Regions from separate parts of the Homo sapiens genome. Here regions 2, 3, 4, 5, 6 and 7 are each linked to region 1. Evidence: read pairs that join two places in POLR2A ChIA-PET (ENCODE). Cell type or tissue: CD4-positive, alpha-beta T cell. All regions are shown on one strand.

What was found. ChIA-PET counts read pairs that join two places held together with the same protein. Peaks named below come from ENCODE experiments on the same cell type or tissue, not always from the same donor. Only the 100,000 strongest peaks of a DNase experiment are listed, where the experiment ranks them.
Region 2: POLR2A ChIA-PET joins it to region 1 with 30 read pairs; 4 of 35 experiments call an interaction of 5 or more read pairs at or near these places.
Region 3: POLR2A ChIA-PET joins it to region 1 with 30 read pairs; 12 of 35 experiments call an interaction of 5 or more read pairs at or near these places.
Region 4: POLR2A ChIA-PET joins it to region 1 with 12 read pairs; 4 of 35 experiments call an interaction of 5 or more read pairs at or near these places.
Region 5: POLR2A ChIA-PET joins it to region 1 with 29 read pairs; 9 of 35 experiments call an interaction of 5 or more read pairs at or near these places.
Region 6: POLR2A ChIA-PET joins it to region 1 with 11 read pairs; 9 of 35 experiments call an interaction of 5 or more read pairs at or near these places.
Region 7: POLR2A ChIA-PET joins it to region 1 with 44 read pairs; 5 of 35 experiments call an interaction of 5 or more read pairs at or near these places.

What each region holds. Positions count from the first base shown.
Region 1 is chr20:59,120,864-59,124,863 of GRCh38, forward strand. It overlaps a transcript of ZNF831 not described here. Among named protein-coding and RNA genes, the nearest start is that of ZNF831, 41 kb to the right of the region's middle. RefSeq lists an enhancer at 1,164-1,713. In CD4-positive, alpha-beta T cell, no CTCF peak of the experiment used is centred here; DNase peaks (open chromatin) are centred at 1,208, 1,468, 1,808, 2,398 and 2 weaker places; H3K4me3 peaks cover 2,145 bases; H3K27ac peaks cover 4,000 bases.
Region 2 is chr20:59,251,472-59,255,471 of GRCh38, forward strand. ZNF831 (zinc finger protein 831) reads left to right here. Exons shown (of 6, transcript NM_178457.3): 5 at 1,507-1,667; 6 at 2,427-4,000. The coding sequence ends at 3,272. Among named protein-coding and RNA genes, the nearest start is that of EDN3, 47 kb to the right of the region's middle. In CD4-positive, alpha-beta T cell, no CTCF peak of the experiment used is centred here; DNase peaks (open chromatin) are centred at 2,130, 2,480 and 2,770; H3K27ac peaks cover 2,171 bases.
Region 3 is chr20:59,170,961-59,174,960 of GRCh38, forward strand. The region is part of intron 1 of ZNF831 (zinc finger protein 831); the gene reads left to right. Among named protein-coding and RNA genes, the nearest start is that of ZNF831, 9.1 kb to the left of the region's middle. In CD4-positive, alpha-beta T cell, no CTCF peak of the experiment used is centred here; no DNase peak of the experiment used is centred here.
Region 4 is chr20:59,220,422-59,224,421 of GRCh38, forward strand. All of the region lies in intron 4 of ZNF831 (zinc finger protein 831), which reads left to right. Among named protein-coding and RNA genes, the nearest start is that of ZNF831, 59 kb to the left of the region's middle. RefSeq lists a silencer at 2,171-2,240. In CD4-positive, alpha-beta T cell, CTCF peaks have their summits at 2,248 (motif pointing left) and 2,450; a DNase peak (open chromatin) is centred at 2,240; H3K4me3 peaks cover 1,088 bases.
Region 5 is chr20:59,030,928-59,034,927 of GRCh38, forward strand. It overlaps ATP5F1E (ATP synthase F1 subunit epsilon), which reads right to left and starts at 1,408. Exons shown (of 3, transcript NM_006886.4): 1 at 1,293-1,408. The coding sequence starts at 1,324. It overlaps PRELID3B (PRELI domain containing 3B), which reads right to left. Exons shown (of 6, transcript NM_016045.3): 6 at 2,218-4,000. The region is part of intron 4 of SLMO2-ATP5E (SLMO2-ATP5E readthrough); the gene reads right to left. RefSeq lists an enhancer at 1,202-1,341 and a silencer at 1,362-1,651. In CD4-positive, alpha-beta T cell, no CTCF peak of the experiment used is centred here; DNase peaks (open chromatin) are centred at 644 and 1,514; H3K4me3 peaks cover 2,229 bases; H3K27ac peaks cover 1,802 bases.
Region 6 is chr20:59,041,120-59,045,119 of GRCh38, forward strand. It overlaps PRELID3B (PRELI domain containing 3B), which reads right to left and starts at 1,667. Exons shown (of 6, transcript NM_016045.3): 1 at 1,580-1,667. The coding sequence starts at 1,611. It overlaps SLMO2-ATP5E (SLMO2-ATP5E readthrough), which reads right to left and starts at 1,727. Exons shown (of 6, transcript NR_037930.1): 1 at 1,580-1,727. RefSeq lists a silencer at 1,585-1,984. In CD4-positive, alpha-beta T cell, no CTCF peak of the experiment used is centred here; DNase peaks (open chromatin) are centred at 1,742, 2,412 and 2,792; H3K4me3 peaks cover 1,836 bases; H3K27ac peaks cover 1,938 bases.
Region 7 is chr20:59,205,575-59,209,574 of GRCh38, forward strand. It overlaps ZNF831 (zinc finger protein 831), which reads left to right. Exons shown (of 6, transcript NM_178457.3): 4 at 1,331-1,482. Among named protein-coding and RNA genes, the nearest start is that of ZNF831, 44 kb to the left of the region's middle. In CD4-positive, alpha-beta T cell, CTCF peaks have their summits at 2,364 (motif pointing left) and 2,563; a DNase peak (open chromatin) is centred at 2,377.

The sequences.
Region 1 (4,000 bases):
TCTAGGATCAGGACAGCTGAAAGTTCCAGGTTTTGTTTTTAGAAATAGTTTTGATCAAATCCTGAAATTTTCCAGGAGTTCACAGTTGGAAGAGGTTTCACCTGATAAGAAATCACTCCATTCCTCATGCTAAAGAAGTGACTGCTGATGCACTGTGGATTTTTGCTTCTCGGCGAGTGGTGGCTGGGGGAGGACTACAGAGTCATCTGTTGTTTTTGGATGTCTAGCACTCAGTGTCCCTTTTTCTGGTGACAGCATCTCTCTTTTCCCCTGGGGACCCATGGTATTCTCAATCTGTGAGGTTCAGGTGGACTGACCAACATGCATAGACGGAAGCTGTGCTACAGCTCACACCTGCGTCATCCCGAGGAGGAAGAGCACTTTCCAGAGGGAGCAGGGAGAGGTTTGAGAATTCTGAGGGTTCCATGTCATCTCTGCTAAGATTGCTTATTGGCTGTTGAGGCTCCATTCACATGTATGTAGTGCCTGAATATTTCCACAACAAATGTGGAAGGATGATGTGATAGATTGTTTGTAAAAATGGCCACGATTCTCCATCCCTCCTCTCTCATTCTCTTTGCAATGTGACCTTTCTGCCATCCTCCCCACCCCCATCAAGAAGTGAGGTCCACTTCTTTACCCCTTGAATCTAGCCTGGCTTGGGGCTTGCTTTGGCCAATGGAATATGGTGGAAGAGATGCTGAGCTTGTCCCAAGCCCAGGCCTCAAGCGCCCTTGTGGCTTCTGTCTGCTCACACTCTCCCTCCCTTGTCCCTGCCTCAGCAGCCTACTGCCTCTGTGTGGAAAAGCCTGGTATAGCTTAGTGAAGAATGGGGACCATGTGGAGGAGAGCCCGATTGTCCTGGATGAGTCCCTCCTGATCCAGCCTACAGCCAGATGCCCCCCAAACACGTGATGGAGCTCAGTCAGGTGAGCATGAGCAAGCCCAGCTGAGACCAGAAGAACCACCCAGCTGACCTCTACAGCAATGATAAATACTTTTCAGATTAAGCCACTAACTTCTGGGGTTATTTGTTACACAGCAAAAGCTAACTGTTACAGACGTCATCAGTTAGGCTTATTAGGTACTAAATTGGTAGCTGTGGTAAAAAATTGTCTAAACATAATTTAACTCCACACATCCCAGGAAGCTTTGGAAGGTCACTGACTTTGAAAGCGCAAGGTATTCTTGTTGCCATGGATACCCCCATTGAGACATTAGAGTGCAAAGAGAGAAACCTAGTGTTGCCTTGACAACAGGTTTGCAAATCCGAGTCTGGTAAAGCAAAAGACTACAAAGAACAGGAAGAATCAGGAGGAGGGGGAAATTAGCCTAAAGAAGCTTCCCTTCTCCCAGCAAAACAACAACTTGCCTCCATGCAGTTTGAGAGTCTGTTAGAAGAAGCACTGCCTGAATGGGGAGCTATAAAGTGAACAACAGGAAGCCCTTCTCTTTTCATGGCCCATCTCCACAGCAGGAGAAAAGTCTCACAGCCAGGGAGCAGCATGCGGCACTGTCACTAAGTGCCTCCTTCAAGAGTTCACAATTTGCTCTCAGCCAAGCTTCATTCCAAGAATGAGAGTTTGCTCAAGCTGGAAGGGGTCTGAACAGCATCGAGTCCCTTACTCATCCTCTCCATCAGCTGGGAGGGAAGCTGAGGTCCTGAGAGGGAAGAGGGCTGCTCGCAGTCAGTCTAATGTGCCATTAGGATTTTAGTCTAGTCTAGTGGGTAAGCATTCAGGGCCCGGAGTCAGACAGACCTGAGTACAAGTCCTAGTGACACCATTTACTAGCTGTGTGACATTCTGCAAACCAGCTGACCTCGTAAACTCTTTCTGTAAGATGAGGATCTCACTAATGTCAGCCTCAGAGGGTGGTGAGAACTCAGTGAACTAATGCATGAGAAGCACTTACACAGTGTCTAACCTGCAATGAGCTTGCAATAAATTGCGTGTTATTCTTTCTACTATGATCATGTCACTCTGCCTCTACTCTTCAGACTCATTGAAGTAGTACCAAGGAGGCTCAACTGGATCCAGAATCTCCCTCGGGAGGCTTGGTGGTCCATTTTCAGATGCCCTGTGTCATTTTCTGTATCATACAATTGGATGTCACAGTTTCTAATTTTCAAAGCCATTGCATTTTCTATTTCCTCTTCCCTACAGCTTGGCTGGGCAGGCAGGTGGGGCAACACTAGCTTCATTTTTTTTTTTTTCACTTTGTCAGGGAGGAAATTGAACCCCGGGGAGGTTTGACGATCTGCCCAAAGTCCCTGGGAAGTTTCCGGCCGTTCTAGGGCTAAAGCTCAGCTCTCTCGACTGCATCTCCTTCCCACCCCCATGTGGCTACCCCCATAGAATGGCGCATCCACGTAGATGGCCCAGATGTTGGGTTTAAGGGAGAGAGAGAAAGGAAGTTTGGGGCATCTGTTTATGAGAGAAAATCGTCAGCCGTGCGTGGAAATCTTATGCATAGCAAATAAATGATGGGCAAATACCCACTTGCATATTCAGAGGCACATTTCAGATGTGAACATCCTGTCTCACCAAAACAACCCCAGCTAAGAAGTTCCGTCGGGGGTGGAGGACTTTTTCCAAGCCTTTGTTTCTGTGGAGTCTCTGTGCATGGCCTGCTGTGATGAGGTAGGGGTTGACCCAGAAGTCTAAGGAGGCCACCACCCCGTAGGAAAGAGGAGCCAGCAGACAGCAGCGCCGGGGGTTATTGGGGACCCCCAAATGGGGAAAGGTAGGGGTGTAGACAAAATCAGCAGCCCTGTCTGTATTTGACAAGCAGGGCAAGGAGGAAGAAAGCTCAAGGAGAGCGATGTGGAGGTGACTCGATGACAGGGTCAGTGCAGGTGAGGGGAGTGGGCTACCCATTAATTCCCAGGAGCATGGTGGTCTTCCCAGCCCAGCCACACAGCTGCTAAGGGATCTTGCTTTCTGAGGAGTGTCTCTAATCGGGGCATTTGATTTACAGCAGCATTTCTGGGCTCCAATCAGGCATCTCATCCACAGAACATAAACCAGATTAAGAAGCTCTCTGAAGCATATTTGAAGTCAGTGACAGTTGAAAGGATATTAAAGTTTTGACTTCAAACTAGCTTAGCCAGGGCACACGGAGCAGGCAATACAGGTCTTCCTCCTGCCAGGAGAACCTTTACCATTCCCCGTGAAGGTCAGGATTGTTGGTTCAGGTGCGGGGACAAGGTGGGGTGGACTCCTACGCAAAATAATCTGTGTTGGTGGCAATGTCAGGTGATCCTCCAGCAGCTCAGGAAAAATAAACTCTTCCTATGGCCGTTTCTTTTCCCTCGGTTCTGAACGGGAGGAGGACACTGGGATGCCTGTTTGTGTTCTATGACTCTAGCCTCTAGGGTCATTCCTCAGGCCCCATTGCCAAAGAAAAATCATGGCTGTGTTGGTGGTCTCATCTGGCCTCATATTACCATAGGCTGGCTGGAAGCACAGCTGGGTACAGAGTCTGATTTTGAACAAAACTGTCACCTCTTTTGTCCCTTGGCAACATCCCTCAGTGCCACATAAGGTTTGTTTTTGTGTACCTGATTCACCATCTGTCTCAGGGTTAGCAATCCAAGTTCTGAAATCATCTGGGCTTCACAAGCATGATTAGCTGTTGATCTGGCTTCTGTTGACTCTAAACCCCGGGTTGGGGGATTACAGATGTACCTAAGCAGCCTGTGCAGTGGGGCCAGACGCCTCCGTGGGTACAGCATGTCCAGGATCGTTGCTGTCTGTTGCTGGGCTCACCACCCCAGCAAGGAGGAGGTCACGCAAGGGAACACAGAGCTTGTAGTCAGAAAACAGGGGTGCTTGTCAGGTCACCTCTCTGAACCTCAGATCTCTCTCGTGTAAGGGGCTGGCCCCTTCGAGAGGCTCAGTGTGGAATAAAATGGCTCTTATCGCAGTGGGCTTGGCAGCCCGCCACTCCTCATCTTTGCTGGTGGAACCTCTAGTTGGTTTCGGTGTCCACCCTCCTC
Region 2 (4,000 bases), 130 kb after region 1:
CCAATGACATCTAAAGAGTTATACTTCATGTACCCTTTCTCATGAAACTACTAGAAGTTTTGTGTTAGGAAAGCAGGAGTGTAAACCAAGAAAAAAGAAGTTGTAGAGGTTCAGGAACCAGGAAAGAGGCGAAGAGAATCAGCACAGCGGGGATGAAGGGAGACCCCAGGGGCACAGCCATGCTGCAGAGAAACATGGTCCACTTGGAGCAAATCAGAAAGTTTCAAGGAAACATTTCTCACAGAATGAAATGAAACCTCAGACAATTGGAGAGGTGGTTGGAAAATGATTTTAGAAATGAGTCCATAGAAAACTCAGCAAAATTTTTAAAAAGCAAAATCGTCATTAATCCCAGGGAAAGCAGTTTTCACAAGAAAGGCAACGTAATCGTAGTATACTACAAGATTCAGTGCTGACAGGTATTCTCCTAAACATACTAATATAAACATGGAATATTCGCCTAAATGAAAACAGGCCATAGGGGTTAGAGAACTGTTGAGAAGATAGAGAGGTGGAATGTGTGCTTGTGTGGGGGGTCATGAAGTTTGAAGAGGAGGAGAGCTGGAAGAAGAGGGAAACCCTCCTCTCTCCCCATGAGAAGTCACAGCTACTACTTCCACAAAATGTAGTTCTATAACAATGTTATCAGACATGAAGGAGCTAAAAGTCAAAAGACTCCCGAATGGGAAAAGATGGATGGGTTGGCAGGGGTTGCAGTTTTTCTTAATACACAGTTAGGCTTGACTTTTCAGACTGCACATGTGTACCTTTCATCAAAATAAAAGCAAATTTAAAAGTGGGTCTAGTGCTTCTTCTCTAGTGACACAGTCGTTTTAAGATATTTCTCTGATCTCATATCATGATGGAACCTGCCCTCTCTGAAATTTTGTGATCCTTTTGACTGGTATGCCAGGTCATCAGTGCGGGTGAAGGATGAAGGAAAGACAGGTATGAGAAGTGCTGTTTTGTGGATATTGTCAGGGCCCTTCTTTCCTTCCACAATCACAACAATAACCACCACAACAAAACAACAGCATCACAAAAGCCAACCTCATCCCTTGCTGCCCAGCACTCTAGTGGGAATTAAGACCTGGTTTATATTTCTGGGTTCCCACCATGCATCGAGTGAAACGTCTATTCTGACTACTTGGTAGTATGTCAGAGAATTCAAGCTGATCTAAAATTTACCTAAACAGACATGACCAGGAATACAACTCTGATGAGAAGAAGCAACATGAAATATAGATATATTTTATGATATGTATCATTCAGGGGTTTTTCTACTTTGAGAATTGGTTTTGCCATTTCCTTCCTTCATAGAGTGGATATATTTTATTTGACCAAATGTGAATTGGTTGGAGATAAATTGAGTTCTTGCACACACCCTGTGAGATGAGGGTTAATGAGCTCAGAGGCGATCAAGAAGTCATGGACAACCTCCCAGGAAATTACTCTTTGCTAATTTTATAATTCCAGTCATATGTAAATGTGCCTCTCCCCTTGCAGGTCTGAATCTGCAAGAGGAGCCATCTTGTGCCACCTCAGAATCACCTCCTTGTTGTGGGAAGGAAGAGAAGAAGGAAGGTGACTGCAGACAAACCTTAGGAACCCTCTCTCTTGGTACAAGTTCAAGAATTGTCAGGGAAATGGACAAACGAACTGTGAAGGTGGGCATGATGATTTTGAGCTGCCTCTACCTATTCCTGGTCTAGATGTATAGCCCTGCTTGTTCTTGCTGCTCTTGTTCAGTGTGGCAGAACTTGCTCGGATCACCTTATGAAGATTCGTGGCACAGAAAGCCCATTAAGACAAACAAATAACTCAAAACATTCTGTATCGAATGAGTAGCTTTGGTAGTGCAAACATTGGGATGATTTCTGATGGTTTCTTTAAAAAAAACCCCAAGTATGTTATTACTGCACACCTGAATAGAGAGATGGCTGACAGATGCCACTGCAACATGAAGCCCCCCCAGACAGACTGTGGGGCTGCGTGTTGAAAACCACTAAAATATGTATCCAGACCACATTTGGAAAAACACTCATCCGGAAAAAACCAAAAAACCAAAAAACCCTTCAATACACAGTCCTATAAAATAGTACATCCGCTTCATGAGCGGTAGTGACTTAAAAAAGGAAGCTGAGAACTGGTAAGATAATTGAGTGGTTTTGTTTTTCACAAAGCCAGATAAAAGCACAGGACGTCAGCAACCTATTTTGTATCAATCAGGAGCTTTATTCGAGTTAATGCACCAATTAGTTATTAATGGAAACTTATTGAGGGCGTCATATTGAAGTTCACCCTTGGTAAAGAATCATTAAGACCTCAAGACCTGTTTTCATTGAGGACCACGTTTCTGACCACATTTTTCTTTGTACCAATTAACCTCCCCCCCCACTTTTTTTTTCCTTTGCACTTTGTTGCAGGATATTTCTCCATCTGCTGGTGAGCATGGTGACTGTACTACTCACAGCACTGCTGCCACATCAGGATTATCTCTGCAATCTGACACCTGCCTGGCAGTGGTTAATGACGTGCCTCTACCCCCTGGCAAAGGTCTTGACCTTGGGTTGCTGGAGACTCAGCTGCTGGCCTCCCAGGATTCAGTCTCAACAGATCCCAAACCATACATCTTCTCAGATGCTCAAAGGCCTTCTTCCTTTGGGTCCAAAGGAACTTTTCCCCACCATGACATTGCTACCTCTGTGGCTGCCGTTTGTATTTCTCTGCCAGTGAGAACAGATCACATAGCCCAGGAAATTCACAGTGCTGAATCACGAGACCACAGCCAGACTGCAGGGAGGACTCTGACATCAAGCTCCCCAGACAGCAAAGTCACAGAAGAGGGCAGAGCACAGACCCTCTTGCCAGGGAGACCTTCATCTGGACAAAGAATTTCAGATTCGGTTCCACTGGAGTCAACTGAAAAAACTCATCTTGAAATACCAGCTTCAGGACCAAGTTCAGCTAGTTCACACCACAAGGAAGGGAGACACAAGACGTTTTTTCCTTCCAGAGGCCAGTATGGGTGTGGGGAAATGACTGTCCCCTGCCCCTCTTTAGGAAGTGACGGTAGGAAACGTCAGGTATCTGGATTAATCACTCGGAAAGATTCTGTGGTTCCTTCTAAGCCAGAGCAGCCCATAGAAATTCCTGAAGCCCCTTCTAAATCCCTCAAGAAGAGGAGTCTGGAAGGAATGAGAAAGCAAACTCGAGTAGAGTTCAGTGACACCAGCAGCGACGATGAAGACCGATTAGTTATAGAAATATGAAGCTTCCAGAGAAACATGGTGTCTGGTCAAAAAGACTGTTGACGCTTCACAAGTAAATGTTGTCAGGCTGGCGGAAGAACTAAACTCTATCTGTGAAACACCTACAGATTAGGAAAGCCATTTTGAGTTATTTACAAGCCAACTCCAACCAACTTCTGACCCCCAACTCAGCCGCAGCGTTCCCCAGCTCCCCTTGGGAGTGCTCTGCTCATCTTCAAATGGTGCCAGGCAGGGCAGACATGGCAAGGAAGCAAACTCTGCAAATGGTCAACGTGCACAGTGACTGGGCCTTGACTCCCAGCCTCGTCTTCTGCACCTGTCCCCCACTGCCTCTCTGCAATCAAATGGCACTAACCAAGAAAGCCACCATCAACACATTTCTCCACAAGTGGACCCCACACAGTCGAGGCAACTGGCTTTCTCCATTAGTAAACTGAGGATTTGCTTCCAAGGTGGAGAGCACACTTGGGATAATTGGAGTAGCTTGACAAAGAGACGGGGGTGTGAACTGGGCACAAAGATACTTCTGTTCATTTTGGAGACAAAATTCAGATACATTAAAAAACTGAAGCTTGTTCAGAGTAATTCACGTCCTTGGTGGAGTTGTAAATACACTTCAAAATGCCTATGATCCGGTGACATGCTGATTACTTTTAAATGTTGCACAAATGGTCAATGCTTATTTATGGTCAGATGATGCAAGCACATGCTCTTGTGCCTGGTGCGTT
Region 3 (4,000 bases), 50 kb after region 1:
AAGTCTCCAGAGCTCCCAGAAAGACAGTGTGCCGGCTGTGTGGTTGCAGAAGGAGCAGATCCATGTGAACCCCCCAGCCACAGGCAGGCTGTGCAACAGCTTTGGTTTTTATGTTGTGGGGGCTGCAGACAGATTACTGCTGGGCTGAGGCTGCAAGGTTGCAGAGGGAGTGAGTCCTGGGGCCTGTGGCTGGGAGGGGGAACTCCATGGCATGTCCTCATACCCACACCACTGGCCCTCTCGTGGGCCCCTCCTGGAAACTGCAGGAAGCCTCTTCCTCCTGCAATGACCCTCCAACATCCTCTGTTGGAAAAACTTAGCACTGTGTCCACTTTAAAGGAGAAAATCTTTAAAAGTTTGCATCCCTTATCATACAGCATGTATTGAATGGCATTTTTTGGAGCTGAGAGGCAATAAATTTCTATCTGGCACAGTCTATCCCTTTGCCTGTGCAGCCCCATGTGTACCCTTTACATGCATGTGAACTTTCTTACAACAGAATGGCTCTGTATTTCCACCTAACAAGATACATCCATGCTTCTAGCAAGTGAAGAGGTTCTCACTTGTTCGAAATGAGCAGATGCAGTCATTGTACTCAGCACAGGCTGTATCAATTGCTCTTCAAATTCAGTCAAGCTCTCACTGAATATTCTGTTCCCTAAAGCCTAAATTGTAAAGTTAACTTCCAATAACTCATATATAAAAATTTAAAACATGAAGTAGGAGAAAGAAGTAGAGAATGATTAGTAAAGATAAAATAAAACTCATTCATATAACACACATAGAGACCATACACAAACCCCCTCCAGTCCTCGTTTATATAATTGATCATGAAGTTGTAGTTCATATCTGTGACTTTCTTCTTCCACCACCCATTCCACATCTTCCTTGACCTCAGCTGCCCTGGGTTCTTTACCTCTTGGAATATCTACTAACTCCTGAAAAGTATGAGTATGTACTTTTCTCCCAAATTGCAGTTGTTCCACTATGTGGCAACAGGTCCCTTTGAGAAGGCATAAAGAAAGATTTACAGTGTATCCTTTTGGCAATAGTAGAGTGTCCTTTTCAAGGGGACCTGGCTTTCCCTTCAATCAAGGGCCTGTAGGTCTGCAAACTGCCTTAGTTCTGAAAACTGGGTAAAGGGCCGTGAGTCTCCATTTGATGACTGAGTCACGTTACTTGCCACCACACTTAGGACTTTTCCTATGATTTCCTATGATATCATAGTAGACTGACTGGTCTTTCCCTCCGAGGGACAACGTGATCAGTTAGTTACTGCTAAGATCTCTGCGAGCCAAAGAATTCGGATTCCTGCCATTCCCTGTTGCTCCCGTGGCACGCTCACCTTCTCTTTGGCAATGAAGTGATGCCACTTGGTCCTCTGCTATTCTGGGACCCCCCAACAACCACAGTGAAATGAGGGAGCCTGTCTCAATAGTGGTGTCCCCTACAGCTCTTCCTGGCCTGGAAAAAGAGCAACCACAGATCTTTTCGGGGATGCGGATGCTCCCCTCATTAATGCATTTCTCAGCGCCCTCCTGAAGAGGGGCCTTCTGGGTCTTCTTGAGGCATGCCGCTGGGAGAGTTGGAGGTTGCCTGTGATACACCCGGCCCAGCAGGCATATTTCCCATAGTCTTTAGAGCCCCTCCTCTGTGTCATGCCAGGGAAGCTCCAGCATTCCGGCCTCACTAAATGCAGGTCACCATCATTTCCAGATTTCAGTCAACCAACCTAGGAAGCTGTTAAAGCCACATCCAGCTGCACAACTAATACACTAAATTGAGACTCTCTGGTAAGTGCACTCCTGTCAATGAATTTGGTCCAATGGCTGGTGGTGTTTTCTGCCCTCCTTGGTATAAACCCACAGAATCCATTTGCACACACATGTTCCCTAGGATTCTGCTGACATATTAGCCAGGGCGTTCAGCTCTTCTGGTGTGTGAGCCATTTCCTTCTGGGTCATAGTGAGCACCTGTCTCCTTGGGCCATGCTGAGATTTGACTCAGTTAAATCTAGTTAAGTCTAGAGGGAGCAGGGGCTTGTTGTGGTGGGTTCTGAGAAGGATCAGTATTCCCTTTCAAGGCATCTACCCTAAGTGAAGGCATCATAAGGTTTTCCAGCTCAGGAAGTCTGGCCTCTGTGGACAGTGGAGGGGAAGCTGCTGCCACTTGTACGGGAGGCTCAGAATGACCTGGAGGTCAATGTTGTCAGTTTCTCTAGGTCCAACAAGATGTCCTCACCTCGAGTTTTAGGATCCCCTTTTTTCCTGATTAGTGCCCAAATTTTCACATGAGAAGCTTGGCATGACTGTGAATTCAACTGCCATTTTAATTCAGTAACTTGCACCATTAATTTTTTTGTTTGATTTTCAGCAACATCAGCCCTGTGGCTACAAAAATGAGACATTCTTTGAGGGCTGTCATGGAGGCTGTGTGATCCTCAGATCATGACTCAAGGTGGGAATTAATGGACCTGAGCTTGTCATTTTCTCTCTGTAAGTGCTCAAGGACGCGAAAAGAAATCCATTTCATACCACATCCCTTATGGTCATCATTCCTGCCATACAGCAGGAGCAGAAGCCACTTGAGCTTCCAAGGCACATGTTCTAAATTGGCACTTTGCCGCAATTGACCACAGGTGATGGCTTTATTAATTGTGATGCTTTTGTACCTCACAGGTTACAAGAGTCACATTTCTCATTGTCAAGGAGCTCAACACTGTGCTCACATCCAAAAGCACAACCACACTAGTCCCTAAATCCCATCATTAGGGATCTCTTGGGACCATTCCCAGAGACAATTCTGTAGACTTCTGTGCCCAGTCAGAAGACAGAAACCACCCAGTGGGTTATGCAGGGGAAACTTGGCGTAGGAATGATTAGTTACAATGAAAGAGTGACTATTAGGTACAAGGAAACTCTATAGGGTACCCTAAGATTGAGGGAGAGTACTCAAGAAACAACACACTTGGAAGGCATTCAGGTCTCATTGGAGAAGCTGTGATTTTAGCCACCAGAAAGCAGAGAAGTTGGCTGATTCAGCTAGACTTGAGATTGTGTGGAGTTGCTAGGCAAACAGCTGACAACCCTCTGGGGTGCTGCTGGATAGCAGACCATGCACAAGCAGAGATGTGGGCATGCATCTGGGAGCCTGGGCACAGCAGGACAGAAGGCTTTGGAGCTTGTGGCATGCATAGAGGAAGTGGGGCTTGCAGAGGAAACGGCCACTGTGTGTGGACTCCTGGCCACGGGAGGCTAGCTGGCTTTACGCGGCTTTAGTTTCCCTGTCTGGAAGGCTGCAGATGGATTATCCCTGATCCAAGGCTGTAGGCTGCACAGGGAGCACTTTTGCAGCCTGCGGTTCAGGCTGGTTCTCTCAGATACCACCGCATAATGGTTGCTCTAGGTATTACATTTTATATATATGGAACTTATCATAGTCTGCTGGTGTCGTTATTTTACCAGTTGGAGTGAAGAGTAGAAATCTCACCTCCATTTATGCCCTCACATTTAGAATTATCTTAAATATTTCCTTTACATACATTTAGAACCATATCAGACAGTGTTATAATTTTTGTTTCAGCCACCAAACATGATTAAGAAAACTTGCTCGGGAGTGTTGGCTCATGCCTGTAATCCCAGGACTTTGGGATGCCAAGGCAGGAGGATTGCTTGAGCCCAGGAGGTTGAGGCTGCAGTGATCCATGTACGCACCACTGATCAATGTATGTGCACTCCAGCCTGGGTGACAAAGCAAGACCCTGTCTCAAAAACAAAAAAAACAAAAAACAAAACAAACAAAAAAACACCCCAAAACAAAAAAGAAAAACTCAAAAGGGAATGTTTTTACCCACTTTTTTACTGTTTCCATTGTTCTTTTTTCCTTCCTGATGTTCCAAGTTTCTCTTTTTGTTACATCCTTTCTGTTTAGAGAACTTTCATTCTTTGAGGGTGGGCCTGCTGGTGACAGATTCTATTTGTTTTCATTTATTTGCGAATAT
Region 4 (4,000 bases), 100 kb after region 1:
TAGGATTAATTCTAACTAAGGTGTGAGTGGAACCTAGGGGAGAAGTAACTTTAGGGGCTACAGAGAGAAACCTTCAGTGACACTGACTCATAATGGGAAGGTGATTCTCCTCTCAACTCCCTCTCCAGCCTCTTGATCATGCCATGGAGAAAGTCTTGTTTTGATTCCATCTTTAACACTTGCCTAAACCCCTTCCTAACCTCCCTTTTAATCAGAGAGAAAGAGGTTAGGTCTCAACATCTAGCTAGAATTTGAGAACACAATTCTGTTTTTATTGTTTTTTTTAAAGAAGAATCTGCTCCTTCTGATGCCAGACACTCCAAAGTCTCCTCAACCACCTTACTCCATTAACCTTGGAAAGCCTAACGTTTCCCTTTCTCTCTCAGCCTCCTTTGAGGCCAAGGCTGGTACAGGATAAATAATTTTGCTTTCTGGATTTAGAGGAATTGGTTTGAGTCTTGACTTTTACTAGTTCTTTGGGCAAAATTTGTTCCTTCTCATTGTCTCAGGTCCTCATCTGTAGAATGGGGCTGGAGTTTCTGAGTCCATAATTCATTTAATCTGGTGCCCAAGAACCCCATGAAGCCTGTCCAGGAATACCTGACTCATTTGCCCTTGAGATTGAGGAGAGGCTCAAGTTACATGAGACAGTGACTGTGAAAGTGCTGTGTGAACTACAAAGGACTTTACAGTGTGTGGTTATCATGGCTGGGAGGTGGCAGGGGTGAGCATACACTGAATTTTCCCCCCAGGTCTGGACAAGACGTCTTCAAGCCAAAGGAGGGAGGCAGTGAATGGTGCAGGTCCATACTTTCCCCAGCAGGGAGCTCGTAGGGATTCGGGAGTACATTCTGGGCCCTTGAGTTTGTGCTACATGCATGCCTATGGTGCTCTTCCTGCCGGGGTGAGACTTGCCCTCCAGGTTGAGAAAATGACGAAACTGGAATAATCCTCCAAGCTCCAACTCGTCCCAGAGGCCTCCCTGGCAATACTGTGCTCTTGTAGGGACCCCATCGTCCTCTAGGTAAATAGTTCACACTGGCCCTCACCCCACTGCTGGCTGCTGGCAGGGAGCATGGGGAATCTGCTCCAAAAACAACCATTGCTTCCTGCAGTAGCATTTTGAGAGTTTCCTCCAAATGTTTTTCCTCATCTAATTTTCAGTATGGCCCCGTGGGGTCAGGAGGTGATGTGTGGCCAGCCCTGTCCTAATTAGGAGTCTTGCCCAAGTTCATACGTTGAGGAAAAGAAATGCAAGCTCAGTTCCAAGGTTTTTCCCTTGCTAAAACTCTTAAAATTTTGGCTTGCTTATTTCCTTAACTTCCAAAGGACATGAACAAGTGATTTTTGTACCACCCTCCACATAGACATTAGCGATCATTTTCAGTCATTTTCAGCTTTCCGGTTTTGCTAGGAGGCACCTGGCGTGCCGGGAACGGACAAAAGCCATTTTTCTAAGTACTAGCGTTTGAAATTATTAAGTGTTCGTTAAGCACCCCCGGGTGCAAAGCACTCTCAGAGATGTTTATTTCTCAATTTTCCATAATTTCCTTATTTTTTTTCCCCTACCTAAAGGCAGATTGAAAAATGAACTCAGTGCATTGGAGTCTGAATCATAGTTAATGTGCGACGCCCCCTCCCTTAACTGCGCTGTTTTCTTTCTGCCTCCTCCTGTCTCCCAGCTTATCAATCTGATAAAGTTCTTTTTAACCCCTACTCAGGGGCTGTAACTTTTGCTTTATTCCCACGGGCATGGCAGGAAGCGATCAACGCAGAGCCCCGAACCCCACTCGCCCCACGGGCTGGGCTGAGCTGGGCTGGGGGTCGAGCTCAGCGAAGCCTCGGGAAGGCTGCAGGGTGCCCGGGCGGGCGGCGGGGTGGGTGCGGACCCCTGGCTGGGCGCTCCCGAGACCCCCCTACCCTGGTGGGTGGGCGCCCGGGGGCCTGGAGAGCCGCCTAGCCACGTGGATGCTTCTGGAAGAACACAAAGCCCGGGCCCCCTCCGCCCCCGCCGGCGCCAAGCCTCAATCTTGCAGGAGCAGAGAAGAAAGGCTCTGTTTTTCTCTCTCTCTTTTTTTTTTTTTGTGTGACAACAACCTCACATAACCTCAAAAGTTACCCATGAATTTACCAAAACTTTTTATGAAACTATTTTAACCTCTGGTGGGGGTTAAAAAACAAGCCTTGTGAATTTATTACCCGGAAGAAAGCGCAGAGGGCTGGGATTTACAGCAAAGCCGCCTTCCAAGCTCCGCGGGGGCCCCCTAGCGCCCATCGCGGGCACCGCCGAAGCCCGGCTCCCTCCTCGCTCCGCGGCGCAGCACGGCCTGGAGTCCGGTCTGGGAGGGAGGCGGGCGGACCCCAGACTCGTGCAATCAGGGGCACCTGCTCTGAACACCAGGGACCTGGCGGTACAAATTTATTTTATGTTCGTAGGGGTTTCCGTGGTAGAACCAAGGGAGCAGGCTGAAGCCGAAGGAAGGGAGAGCAGGGTTTTGATCCTAGTTCCTTGGCTTCTGCAAATCGGCTGGGACCCCCCGCTGAGCAAGCGACTGTCGTCACGGCCCCCGCACCAGACGACCCCAGCCTGTGGATGATGTTTCACTGCCCTCACATAAACGCCACCCAGAAATGCAAGAGTAAGAATGTTCACGAAGAGGGGAGGCAGGAGCCCCAGCTGATAACAGGAGGAGGCAGGAAGGGGGCCTTGGAGGAGGTCAGAGGGGGGACATTATTTCAGTTTCCCAGGACCAGGGTGAGAGATGGGGGTGAAAGAAGAAAAAGGACAAAACGAGGTGCCGAAGGCTCTATTGGGTGCTCTCTGTCCGCAGGGATGTAAAGCAGAATCCAGGATTCTGCCGCAAAATGCAGGCTCCCAATCGCTGCACGGTGACCAGGACTCCCGGACCCTTCGCTTGCCAAGTGTGTGCGATGGTTCCTTCCTCTCCAGCTTGCAGACACACTGGTTCTCTTTCAGAACTAGCCATGTTTTTTAAAAGCACATGGAAAAATGTTAATAAGCAAACGTTTTAACAGAGAGATGCAGGAGGAACGAGCCGGCAGCAGCCTCCCAGCAGAGGCAGCGGTGCTCCAGCGGCTACGGGAACGGGCCTCGGAGGAAAGCACTCGGGCTCGCTGCCGAGTTTCACCACCTGTAGTCATGTCATCCTAGGGACGTGTCTCAGCTCTTCTGTGCCTCGGTTTCCCCATCTGTAAAATGGGGGTGATAGTAACACTACACAAAATATATCTAGAATTTGAAAGAGTGCTTTGAATCATATAACCTTGGCTGTTGTGTGGTGAGGCCAGCTGGCTGGTATTCATCTAGCTCTACGGGGAAGGCAGAACCCAGATTTCACGTTAAATAAAATCTCTCAATTTTTACAGGGTGCTAATTTAAACACACATACACGCACGGACGTGCACTTGCACACATACCCCATCTGGGCCCAAATACAGTCAGCTAGTTTGAGACCTTTACTTCAAAGGCTGCCAGGAGGCCACGGGACAGGAGGGAGGAAGGAAGGAGTCATCTCTCCCTGTCATCCACCACCCCCACATCCAGGCCACTGGAGCCAAACACTGAAACCGGTGTGGCCAGCGCTCTTTTGGGGGTGGATGGATTACGGGGAAACACGTCCTTCTTTTCCGTTCCCCCTGGGAGAATATAGCAGGGCACCCACTTTGAGTACCCTCGCACCAGGAGGCCTTCAGAAGCCACCTTGGAAATGTGATGGTGCGTGGCGGGTGGGGGGACTTCCTCTTGTTCCTGGAGACCTGCTTCCCCTCCCAACAAGTGCGTGCTCTGCACGCCCGGCTTCTCACCAGCCCAGGTACCTCGCCGCCTGGGTGCTTTGAGGTGCCCATGGGCTTCTCATCCGTGGTTTGGTAGCATCCTCTTCCAAGCTGACTTCTCATGTATTCCAGGAGGCCAACACTCTCCTGCACCCTAGGGCAGAAGAGCACTGGGTGGGGGGGCGCCTCTTCTGCCTCGTCCCAT
Region 5 (4,000 bases), 90 kb before region 1:
CTGTCTCACAAGTCTGCCACTGAAAATAACCTCCTAATGAAGATTTCTAAATCAAACTGAAAAGTGCTTAGAGAACATCATCAATTCTAGCAAAACTGTAAAACCTGCTTCCTGTTTGGTAGATGGACTCCCATCAACACTGTAGTTTCCAAAAGATGTCAGATCACCTTTCCCACTTTTGAAAAACAGGAAGCGGGGAGGGGTGCTATTTTCTCATGTTTTAGAATTTATTTTGGGGACTCAGAGGTATGAGTTCCAATGCCTGCTTCCATTCTTACTAACTGGGTGACCTTCAGGCTGTTCAACCTTTTCAGCACGTTTACTCACTCACCTGAAAAAAACAACAGAATAAAAGGACAATAATACCTGTCCTGCTGATAGCTGGGAGGAGGAAAAACAAGTGTGAAAAAGTATGGATCACAGGGTAGGTTGCCTAATAAACGGTATCTACTACTGGGACTATCATCCTTCCATCCTTCCAATTCTACAAGACTTCGCTGGCTTGACCTCAGCAAGTCGGGAAGCTCCGCTGTAGTGTACCCACAAAATGTAAAGTGCTACACCATCCAGTCAACTAACAAGGTGTGTCACCTAGAGCAAGGTACTTCTGCTCACTCAGGTGCACGGGTAAAAAAAAATCGGATGTGACAGCTAGACCAATGGTTTGCGGTTCCACTATGAGACACCATGTCCTCAAGTGGGTTCCATATTTGAGCTTTCCAGGAGCCACCTCTCATCTTTGTGAGGGGCTCTCGACAGTTATGGCTTTCACCCCTTTTAGACATAAGGAAACCTGAAATCAACAGGACTTAAAAGTTTAAAAAAAAAATGTGTAAAGTTGTAAAAGGCTCCACCTCGATGCTGGATTAAAGGTCAAAGCTGCTAACGGCGGTCACGTGGAGAGAAATCTCCTGTTTCCCGAGGTGGATGTGACTGTACTACTTTCACCACCTGGCTCCAGCACCATTCTAGAAGAAAAAGGTTTGCTAAATAAGAGCTGGCCTCTCTCTCGAGAAACCTGCCATTCACAAAGGTGTCCAGGGGCACTCTGTGGGTGCTGGGCCGCACCGTCGGGAAGCGAGGCAGGACACAGACGCGCTCCCACGCGAGGTCGAGGCCGCGCCCGCCTGAGCGCTTTGCCCACAGCGACGCCATCTTGGCGGCGACGCCCGAGGCTTGGCCCAACCCCGGTCACGCGTGGGGCCGCTGCTCTGTGTCCTGCATGACCTCTGGGCACCGGGATGCGCGCGGGCCGGCTCGCGAAGCCCTTCCCTCTGGAGGCCTGGGCCTACCTGAGTCCAGCCTGTCTCCAGTAGGCCACCATGCTGTAGCGAAAGCGGAGCTCGTCGGGCCGAATCGCCAAGACGCCGGCAATGTCGGCTCAGCCGGGCGGTTCAGCCGCAGGAAGATCAGACCACAGAAGCGGAAGAGGCGGGGCGTGCGGACCTGCCAATCACCGCCTCCTACCCGGCCCCGCCCCTGAGCACGGCCCCTGCTGCCCTGCCGCGGAAGCCCCCCGGCGCCGGGAGCCAATGGGCGCGCGCGGTCTGGACTGCGGGTGCCAATCCCGGGGCGGGCCGGCCGGCCGCGCCCACCTATTGGCTCCAAGAGCTCCCGGGGCGTGTGTCCCCCGACCTTCCGTATTACCCCGGCGGGGACGACGGGGGCAAGAAGGCCGGGGTGTCCCCGCTCGCTAAGGACCACTGAGCCGCGTGCTTTCGGGAAGCGAGGACGCGAGGCGGCGCGGGCACGGCCGCCCCGAGGGCCTGGCTTTGCGCCCGCTTCAGGGAAACGGCGCCGGCTTTTTTAAATCTGTGGACAGACAAGCGTGTCCTGAGAGCTGAGATTTAGAAAGGCTCTTAGGGCACCCCCTTTCTCGGAGTGACACTAAACCCTGGAAACCCAGTGGAGGACCCCCTAGCGTTTTCTGTAGTTCTAGGACCTGCTTCCGATGTGCGACAAGACGGAGGGTAAGGCAACAGTTGTCACTGTTGCCCGGAATGGATGGGAAGAAAAATGTGAGGAAAACCCACTGGAGGCACAGGGAACTGCCAGGCGGCCGGGAAAATGCTCATCTCAGAGCCTGTGATTTAGAGAAACTAACCCAACGCAGTGAAGGCTCACAGTCTAGGAATTAAAGTGTTTCTCTCATAAAGAAAAAAAAGCCTTTGCCCTTCACCTTTAATTACTAAAAAGAAATTATAATCAGGAAAAACATCACTTAAAAGAAAGTTTTTATTAACAAAAGTTTTCCTTAATTCACATTTCAACTTTATTAAATAGTCCAAGGGTTTCATTTATGAACACTTATTCCAGTTTAGTTCTCTTAAATTCATTTGCTTGTTGTGCATTTATGTTTAAAAAGGTAACTAACTGCACTGGAAAATGAAAATTTATAGTTTTATCAATAGGTCAGTTTTTAAAAAATCAAAGGATAAGGATTTAAAAATATTAGGGCATTACACCTTTTTCAGAACAAGGATAATTTACAGAAATTATACAAAGCAGATTTTCATCAAATATCAATTATTTAGCGATGTTTTATTTAGCTGAAATGTTATTTCACTTGTAAAAACTATCTCCGGTTACAAAAAAAAATCAGAAACCTTATTAAATTTAACCTGCTTTTACAAATGTCCTAAGAAGTCTTAAGCTAAACAAAATTTAAGTAGGAAAACGATAATTTAAAAATAGTGTGTTATACTATTTCTGTGGTTTATGTACATATATTAACTGGTCTCTTGGATAGGAAACATGACTAGAAGTTTATCACACTAAGCACTGTAAAATAAAGGCAAGAGCTAATCATCTTCTAGCAAAAATAGTCTCTATGCAACAATTGCAAATGTCAAAGCTATTATTTAGTAGTTAATTGCCTGCTACAATACATAAAACAAAGTACATTTACTGGATTGTTTTTCAGTTTGCAGCTGCCCTCTTGACATCCCAAATAAGGAATTCCCGTTAAGTAAAACCTGCAGTGCAATTCACTCAGTGGTTAGTTTCAGGCCAAGCCTCCCCCTACCATTATGCTTGTTCTTCCCCACCGCCCCCAAATCCTGCAGTGGCACCATATTATTAAAAACACTAAGTACCTGGGATTTATGCCTCAGAGCAAGACATCATTTGAGTAATTTCAAATGATACACAGCTCCTTCATGTAAAAAAGATGTTTTGTGGTCACAATTACTTCAAAAAGTAATTATATTCAAATAACCTGACATATCATGCCTTAGCAATTACAAAACCATGATTTTGACACATGGCAATTTTTAAGTTAGGCAAATGTAAAATGCTAAAAGATGTGAACAGCTGTTCTTCTGTTTAAGTTAGAGCACTGCAAAACTCAGGTAATGACTTTATTTTTTTCAGTTAACATAACCAGCCCACGATACAGCATACTAAATCACAAAGTACAAATCCAAGGAAGTTAATACCTTTACTAAGTTACAAAACTTGGGCAAATCAATACAGTACTCTTTTATAATGAAACCATACTTTTGTTGGAGTCATGTTACTTTAGTGATAATTTTCACTCCAAAAATATTTAAGTACCAAATCAAAACACTGGTTTTTAATGGTGGTTTATAGCATAGTAAGGTATTTTACACAAAATATATTTTAAAACTACACAATTTCTCCTTTTAAGTGAGCTCCCTTGTGCAAGCTGCTGAAGTGTACAGCAGCAGGGCAATGGGCGTCTATAGGAGGTGGCTCTGCTCTGTTCTGGGGTTGGTCCAAAGTCAGGTGGAGTTCCAATGTATGAAAAGCTTGAAAAATCTACCTTAAGGAGACTGAATATCAATACCAGTTTCCAAGGAGTTCTTGTTGAATTTTCACAGAAATACTGGAACCCTCAAAATCAGATAGTAATTTCAAACAACATTAATTTCAGATGATCCCTTTTATTTAGAGGCCCTGCATCTGTTTTGATCAAGTCACATAGCCTTACACCAACTTATCAAAAAAAAAAAAAAAAAAACTACCCAAAATATAGTTG
Region 6 (4,000 bases), 80 kb before region 1:
TAGGGAGACTGAGTGCCGAGAACCTCTGAAGCATGCAAACCCAGAAGAGGACTGAAGCATGCAAACCTGGAAGAGGACTGAAATTAAACATCCTCGGAGCTGAAATGGACTAGTGATGAATGCGACCAGGTTAATGAACATCTAAATGACCACAAATTTCGGGTCTTTTTCCTCCCAAAAAGACTAAACAGTAGGGGGAAAAGAAAGCTTCCTTCTGATTCCAGTATTCTATACTTTGCAGGATACAGCAGGCCCTAGGATGTGTCCCACTGAGTACAAATGCGGACAACGTTTTAAAAGTTGCCTTCAGAGGCCGGGCACAGTGGCCCACACCTGTAATCCCGGCACTTTGGGAGGCCAAGGCGGGCGAATCACCTGAGGTCAGGTGCGACCTGACCAGGGCGAATCACTTTGAGACCAACCTGACCAACATGGTGAAACTCCGTCTCTACTAAAAATACAAAAATTAGCCGGGCGCGGTGGTGGGCGCCTGTAATCCCAGCTACTTGGGAGGCCAAGGCAGGAGAATCGTTTGAACACGGGAGACGGAGGTTGCAGTGAGCCAAGAACACGCCACTACTCTCCAGCCTGGGCAACAGAGCGAGACTCTGCCTCAAAAAAGAAATTTAAAAAAAATTTGCCTTCAGAGACAGTTTTAAAAACATAAATGGCTTTGTAGCATATTTATTTACAAGGCTATACTAATTAAAACAGTGTGGCAACGACATTAAGATCAGCGGAACAGAGCAGGTAACTCGGGAAAAAAAAGGATTTCGCTGCTTAAATTTGTGGCTCTTTTGTAAATGGAATCAGGGACCTAGAAGAGAATATAATTCTCCACATCCAACTGGTTCAAGGCTTAGTTTCGTTAGTAAACAGTTCACATTATCCAAAAAGATGTTCCTGAACGTGGCCTCAAAGAGCTAACACGGGTAGGCCCTGACGATCGTCCTTTTCCATCTCTCAGATGAAAATGGGTAACCCAGGGTCACACGCTTGTTACAGCCAGAGCTAGACCTTGAATTCCAAATCCAAGGCTCTGCTGCGTAGATGAACGAGTTGTGAAAAGGCTTCACATCCTGGTGGTCAGAGTTCACCCGAAATTCACATTCGAAGGTAGAAACTCCACCCAAACGGCGGCCAGGGAAAGTACACTCTGGAGAAAACCAACACCTCCCTCTTGGGATCCTCGGGTCCACGTCCCAAAGTGGTTTCACAGGGCGGGATGGGGCAACCCTGAGTGCTGTCAAGGGCTTCGTGCTCCGCGACGCCCCCAGGACCTCAGGAGGCCGCCGGCCCGAGGCTACCTCATGGTGGGGGACAGCCCGGAAGTGACCCCGTAGCCCTGCCGGTCGCAAGGCCGCCTGGGTCTGGAGGTCGGAGCCGTCCCCTCGGCTAGGGCGCCTCGGGGTCGTGACCTTGGTCTGCCCTCCGTGTCGCCGGGGCCCGCAGGCTTCAGAGTTCGCTCCCCTCGCTAGGCCCGACGCCTAGAAGCCTCCTGCGGGCCGCCTCTGCCTCGCCTCTACTCCAGGGCCGGCGTGCCTGCCCTCCACGGAGCCGACCCGCGCCCCAAACTTACTCAAAGACGTGCTCCGAAGTCCAGATCTTCATGGTGCCGGCACCCTGAGAGATGTCCGGGTAGCGCCAGGGGACAACGAGGCACAGAGGCTACACCTGCCCCTGCCCCGCCCCCAGCACCCCAGCCGGCGGCGCAGTGCGCAGGCGCTGTCGGGCCCGACGCGAGGGACGTCCAGACGCGCGGCCCCACGCCCTATCCCGGCCCGGGTTTTGCCCCAGCCTTGCGCGCGGCGCAAGGAAACCCCGCCTCTTAGCGCCGGGCGCATCGCGCCGGCGCAGTGCCGCCGACGGCAGCTGGAGGGGCCGGCGCGGGCGCTGTGCTGCGCAGGCGCGGCGGGCTTGTAGCGAGCCTTGACCTCTGGGCAGAGTTGGGTCAGGTCCAGGAGGTGCCTGCGCGCCCGCTTGGCCCTCCTTGTCCTTCTGGCCCAGCACATCCTCGCCTGGCATTTCGAGGCGTGTGGACGCATGCGGTCAGCCTGCTGACATAGATGTTCGTTGTGGTGGTCACTTGTGCAAAATTTCCTGGTGCCCTATAGAGAGTTCCAGCCACCTCCTGGGTCAGCCCGGGCTGTTTTCCCAAATCCACCAGCCACCCAGCCGATCAGCTGGGCCAGTCCCACCTGCCCGCCAGGAGCTTGCAGCCCTCGGAGGGGATAAATAAGGCGTGACGCGGAGAAGCTAACATCAGACCTGCCCATGAATAATACCCCTACGAGGGATGCGGTCCGGAAGCACGGTGCCAGGGGTCGGGTAGAAAAGCTTCCTGGCCGGGCACACCTTGCCCTAGGTGCATAGGATGGATCTGAGCTGAGATGTCTCTCCCAGAGAGACTTCCCTCGTCACCGTTTCTCACCTTGTTGCTCTGCTCCGTCACAATATCCTGTTGCATTTTTTATAGCACTTACCCCTCTGACATCATCTTGTTAATTTATTTGTGAAAATTCACAATCGAACTGAGTTCTTGAAGGCAAGAATCTTGCCGGTCTTGCTCAAAAATCATCCTCAGTGTCTCCCATATAGTCAAGGCTCAATGACTACTTATTGAAAAATGAAAAAAATCAATAGCTATTTGTGGGATGAATGAATTAATGGAGTCATCTAGTTTATTTGTTGTAACTTCCGCTAGACTGTAAGCCCCTGAGGGCGAGGCTCTTGCCAGACTTGTTCAGTGATTTCCCCCTTCCTAAATGACAATTATTTGTTGCATCAATGGATGAAAGAATGACTAAGAATTGCTGGGGCAGGAGGAGGTGGCATGTGGTTTCATTCAGAGATGAGCCTTGTCCAGGGAACAGACTGCCTGGCTTAGCTTTCAGAATATGGCTTCCCACCCTGCTCTCCTGCACTCTCCACAGCCGTCTACCTCCTAACAGAACAATTTGCCATTTTCAATGAAGGTTATGGAGGAAAATCTTTACATCTAGTTACTTAGAAGCTTGTTAGAAGGACCACCTCATTCTTGTTCTTAGCTTGTTTGATTGTTAAAGACAAAAAGCCAGGTTAATTTAGGAGGGAGGATAATTTTTCAAAATAACATAAGTCCTTTATACAGGAAAACAAAAATTACATTAGACAGGAAGGAAATAATATGGTTGGGTAGTTGCTAAGTGCAATTTGTGGTACCTGAGATTTTCTTTTTTTAAACCTACAGTACTTAAGAGTGATTTCTTGGGGAGGTAATGCTTTAAGGGCTACTGAGAGTACCTCAGCCTTGACTAAGATGCAGTTAACGTCGCTGGGTGTTAAAAACACTGGTTCAAGAACCATCAGCACAGAACAGCCTGTCCCTGCTATTCCTGGAGTTCCATGAGGCTGTTCACCATTCAGCATTCCTGTTCTGTTTATTTTAGAGAACATTATTCTGCTCTCAAGTTCAAAATTTCTGTGTTTTAGTCATGAAAATTAAATGACACCTATCTCCCGTGCCCCCAACACACATACTATATCAGTCTAATTTTACTTACTAGATCTAGAGTGGTGGGATGGGGCATGGAAAGATGGAGATCCAGGACCCAATTGTCTTCTCTGCGTGTCTCCTCATGGTAGAAATAATACCACCTCTTGCTTGGATTTGGAGGGTAAGACTTACATAATGATTATCTCCTGGAGACTCTGTTAGGAGACACAGAGGAAGCAAATTAATGGTTTTTAGATACCTAAGCACTGCATTACTTGACAGTGCCTCTCACAGAAACAGAGAAGTCATTAACAACAGATCATTACTTTGATTTGAAATTAACTAGGTGACTGGTAGTTATGGCCCTTGCCCCAGGGATGACACACATCTCCACACCCTTCCTGCTGGGATCTCCTGTTGGGATCTTGCCGAGCTCCGTGTCTGGGATGAGAATGCAGACATTAACTCTTACCTACAAGGAACTTTACAACTGGCCAGGAACCAAAACCAAAACACAAGTCAAGA
Region 7 (4,000 bases), 85 kb after region 1:
TGTAGATCTTATTTAAAATTTTGTGAGCGGCCCTGGTGATTAGGGGACTGCGGCTGGATCTTGGCGGTGGCTCAGATAAATGAGAAAGGAAAATAGCCGGTTCTGAGGAGCACTGTGGAGTAGAAATATTGTAAACTGAGGCTTGTAAAGGGAAGGGATTACTTGTGGCTTGACCAGGCAGTTAGAAGCAGTGCAAAGATCTTCTAAAAGAGCTTAAGGCATATTGCAGGCCTGGCTCTTCGTCTCATTCTTTTGCCTATATAATGGGGGTGCTATACTAGGTTGATGGCCTGTTTGTGGTTGCACATTCCTATTAGTAAAATAATTTGTAGCCTGCACCTATTAAATGTGTATTTGTTCATTTACAAATTATACATATATTCTGCTCTATGACATGAAACAATAGAAACAAGAAAGGACATGAAACAATAGAAATAAGAAAGACTAGATGAAAATAAATGTAAATAGAAGCTCTAGTGTTTTTCTTTCTCTACTGTCATCATGCCTTCCCTCTGAGATGTAAATACTTCGTGTTGAAGACAAATAAATCAGATGATCTGGTAGGGCTCCTCCAGATGGAAGGTCTATGAAGAATGTTGTCCAATATGGTGGTCACAAATAAGAAAGACTAGATGAAAATAAATATAAATAGAAGCTCTAGTGTTTTTCTTTCTCTACCCTCATCACATCCCTCTGAGATGTGAATACTTTGTTTTGAAGACAAATACATCTTATTTGAAGAAAATTTATTTGAAGACAAATAAATCAGATGATCCAGTAGGGCTCCTCCAGATGGAAGGTCTATGAAGAATGCTGTCCAGTACAGTGGTCACTAGCCACACGTGGCTATTTAAATTCATTAAAGTGAAATACAATTTAAGACTCAGTTTCTCAGACACACTAACTACATTTCAAATGCACAATAGCTACATGGGCCTAATGGCTGCTGTATTTGTCAATGCAGATTACAGAACATTTCCATCATTGAAGAATAAACTGTTGGACAGTCTGTGAAGCAAGTAGTCAAGACCACGTAGCTTAAAACCTAATTGCAGCAACTATCCTTGACTAAGCCCTTGCTATGACTAAGCATCCTGGGAAGCATTTTGTGACCACCTCATTTAGTTCCTACAACAACCTCTGAAGCTAGGCGCATTATCCTGGGGAGGTGGGGGATGAGGTATGGAGGGATCAGGAGTTGCTCAGAGCTGACCAGCTAGTTAGAGGTTGAGCCCCGTGTTCTCCTGGGCACCCCACAGTGACTTTCCAGATTTTTCCAGGCATGTGCTCTCCAGGCTGGTTACTGCAAGCATGCTTCTCTCTTCTACAGGTACAAAGGGAATTTCTTGCAGAGCTGTGTTCAGCTGAGAGCCAGTAGACTTCGCACACCAACCTGGGTGCGAAGAAGAAGCCGCCACCCTCCCGCACTTGAGGGACTGAAGCCATGCAGGACCCCTGGGCAGACCTCTTCAGAAATAGCAGGTAATGCTCTCTTTGGAGGTGCATCCAGACTGGGCACTCGAAGGCACCCGCCCAAGGCATAGACACTGGGGATTTGGGATGGGCAGGAGTCAGCCCCAAGTGCCACAGGGGTCAGGCCCAAAAGGGAGAGTAACAGAGGCATGACGTCTATGAGACAATCAAAGTGACCCTAAACTAGTGGGGAGGGCATGTGGTAGAAGACGGAGAATTCAATATTGAGAAGTCACCAATATCCTTGAGTACTGGCCACCTGTGCCAAGCTCTGAACCAGGTGCAGGTTCCCTCCAGGACCCAGGAGAACATGAATCACAGCTCTTGGTGCCTCTAGTTTCACTATTTCTAAAAAGAAAGCTCACTCAGTTCTCTCTGCAGGGTCATTGTAAAGCTAAAGTGGGTCTGTGGATGGGCTTAAGAGCCCATGTGAAATAGAAAGATGAGTAGTTATGTGAGGCTGCAGGGTACATTGCTTACATGTGAAGTGGTAAGAGGCACACTCTTCACCATGCTTGGAAATAAATAAAAGGCGAACTAAGTGGGGCTGCTTCCTGGAAAAATGGCTATTTTAAGCTGCAATCACTGGGCAACCGGGGCAAATGGCTCAACTTCTCTGGATCTCAATTTCCTCTTCCTTTCTCCCCTCTCCCCAGCATTAAGGAGCTCAGCCTTAGCCTTGCTTGATTGTTGATTGGGAAAAATGAATACCCTGTGGGAAATGCTGCAGGGTCCCATCTGGCCAGCAGTGCCTGAATTACCATCCTTCTGTGGTTCATTGTTGTCTGTTTGGCTCAAGAGCTAACCCTTGGCTCTGTCTCATGCCTGAGGTCTTTGGCCCTGGGGGATCCTTTGCTGGGGCAACTCTGCCTCCACCTTTGTGTAGCTCCAGTGCCCCCTACAGGCAGATGGCACTTGAGTGCTCTCCCCACACCTCTGCTCCCCAACCCCCAGAGCCTTCCAGGGTAGGCAAGGACATGGAGTAGTCTTGTTTCCCAGAGAGAATTTAAATCCAGGCAAGAATTCATCTTACAGTTGGGGCCAGTTGTTGAAGAAGAAAGGTTGTTTTTGTTAAGGAAGGTCAAGGGTCAAGCCCCATGTGGGAGAGGCTGGGATGCAGGGGGTTGGGTAGGTGGAAATTCCATCAAGAAGCTGGCTCTGAGCTCTCTTCCTCATCTGTGGCTCTCAACCTCACCTCCATCTCCCTCCTCTGTATCCAGCGAAATTGCCCATTGGGCTGTGCTTGATACTGCCACGCCCCATGGAGGGCATCTCAGGGCTAAATGCTGGTCTGTACCACCAGGACAAGAGGATGTCTCCCCCATGCAAAGGCCAGGGGACCATGCAACTCTCTGCTTTCTCGTTGGGCCGTCCTGTGACAGGCACAGGTGCCATCGATATCACCTCTGTGCTCTCCAGGTGCCCTGTGGATGCCCCTCGTCTCTCCTTAAGAGTTTTCCAATGTATAACCCACAGCTGGGAATCCAGGTCCAGCCCAGCACCCTCTGAAGTGCCAACTCAGGGTACCTGGGAATTGTGCACAGAATTGTGTGTGTGTGGGTGACTTCCAGAGGCATGGGAACTCCAAGTACGAAGTGAGCCTCGGGGGTCATGGTACTTGCTGGCTGACTCCTCGTTCCCTGTTCCCATGGACTCTTCCCTCACTTTTGCCCCCATCAGCTCCAGTTCTTGAATTTTCCTTTATGGGGTAGAGCTTGGATGGAACCCCTGCTGAGACGCTGGCAGAGAGCTGGTAGCCCCCGCTACCTGGGAGGTTCTGATGGTCACTGGTGGAATCCAACAGAATCAGCCAGAGCTCTGCCAGTTGCCCCCATGGAGGAGCTTACCACCAGCTCTCTTCCCAGCACCTTAAGGACAGCCAAATGGAGCTGCTCCTGGAACTCCCCGTCAGCCTCCCTGCTTAGCTCCCCAGGCACTGGACTCGGCACTGTGACAGGGAGGGGAACTAAGGTGACCCCTGGTCTCGATAAATGTGGTACAGGACAAAGACAGACAGACTGACCCACTGTCCACCCCTTAGCTCAGATGCCACCGGGAACGACATTGGCAGATCTGTTTGCTTCCCCGGGACATCTCGTGTCTGTCTGTCTAGGATGTCGACGGTCTGTCAGTGTGAGATTCAAGGTGCAGCAATGCCTTGCAGACTCCAGCATGGATGACCAAGTATCATCATATGCTCAGCATTATAAACACATGTGCATGACAGTTAGCACATACTGAGTGCCCATGAGTGTGCATGTGGGTAATGAGTGTTTTCTTGTTGTTCAGCAGAGGACGAGGTCATCTCATTAGTGTTGGGGGAGGAAGACAAAAAGGAGGCTCTTTCTGGAAAGATGGGGGTTCTTTTGGAAATCTGGATGTAGGGAGAACAGACAGAGACTTTCTGGACTGGGGATTGAGTGGATAAAGTCTCAGGGTCAAGAAGAGGGAACATGGGGAGTTCAGATAGAGTGTAGGTGGGCTGGGCACATGCTGGGCCCCCAGAAGATGTGGGACAGCCATTGAT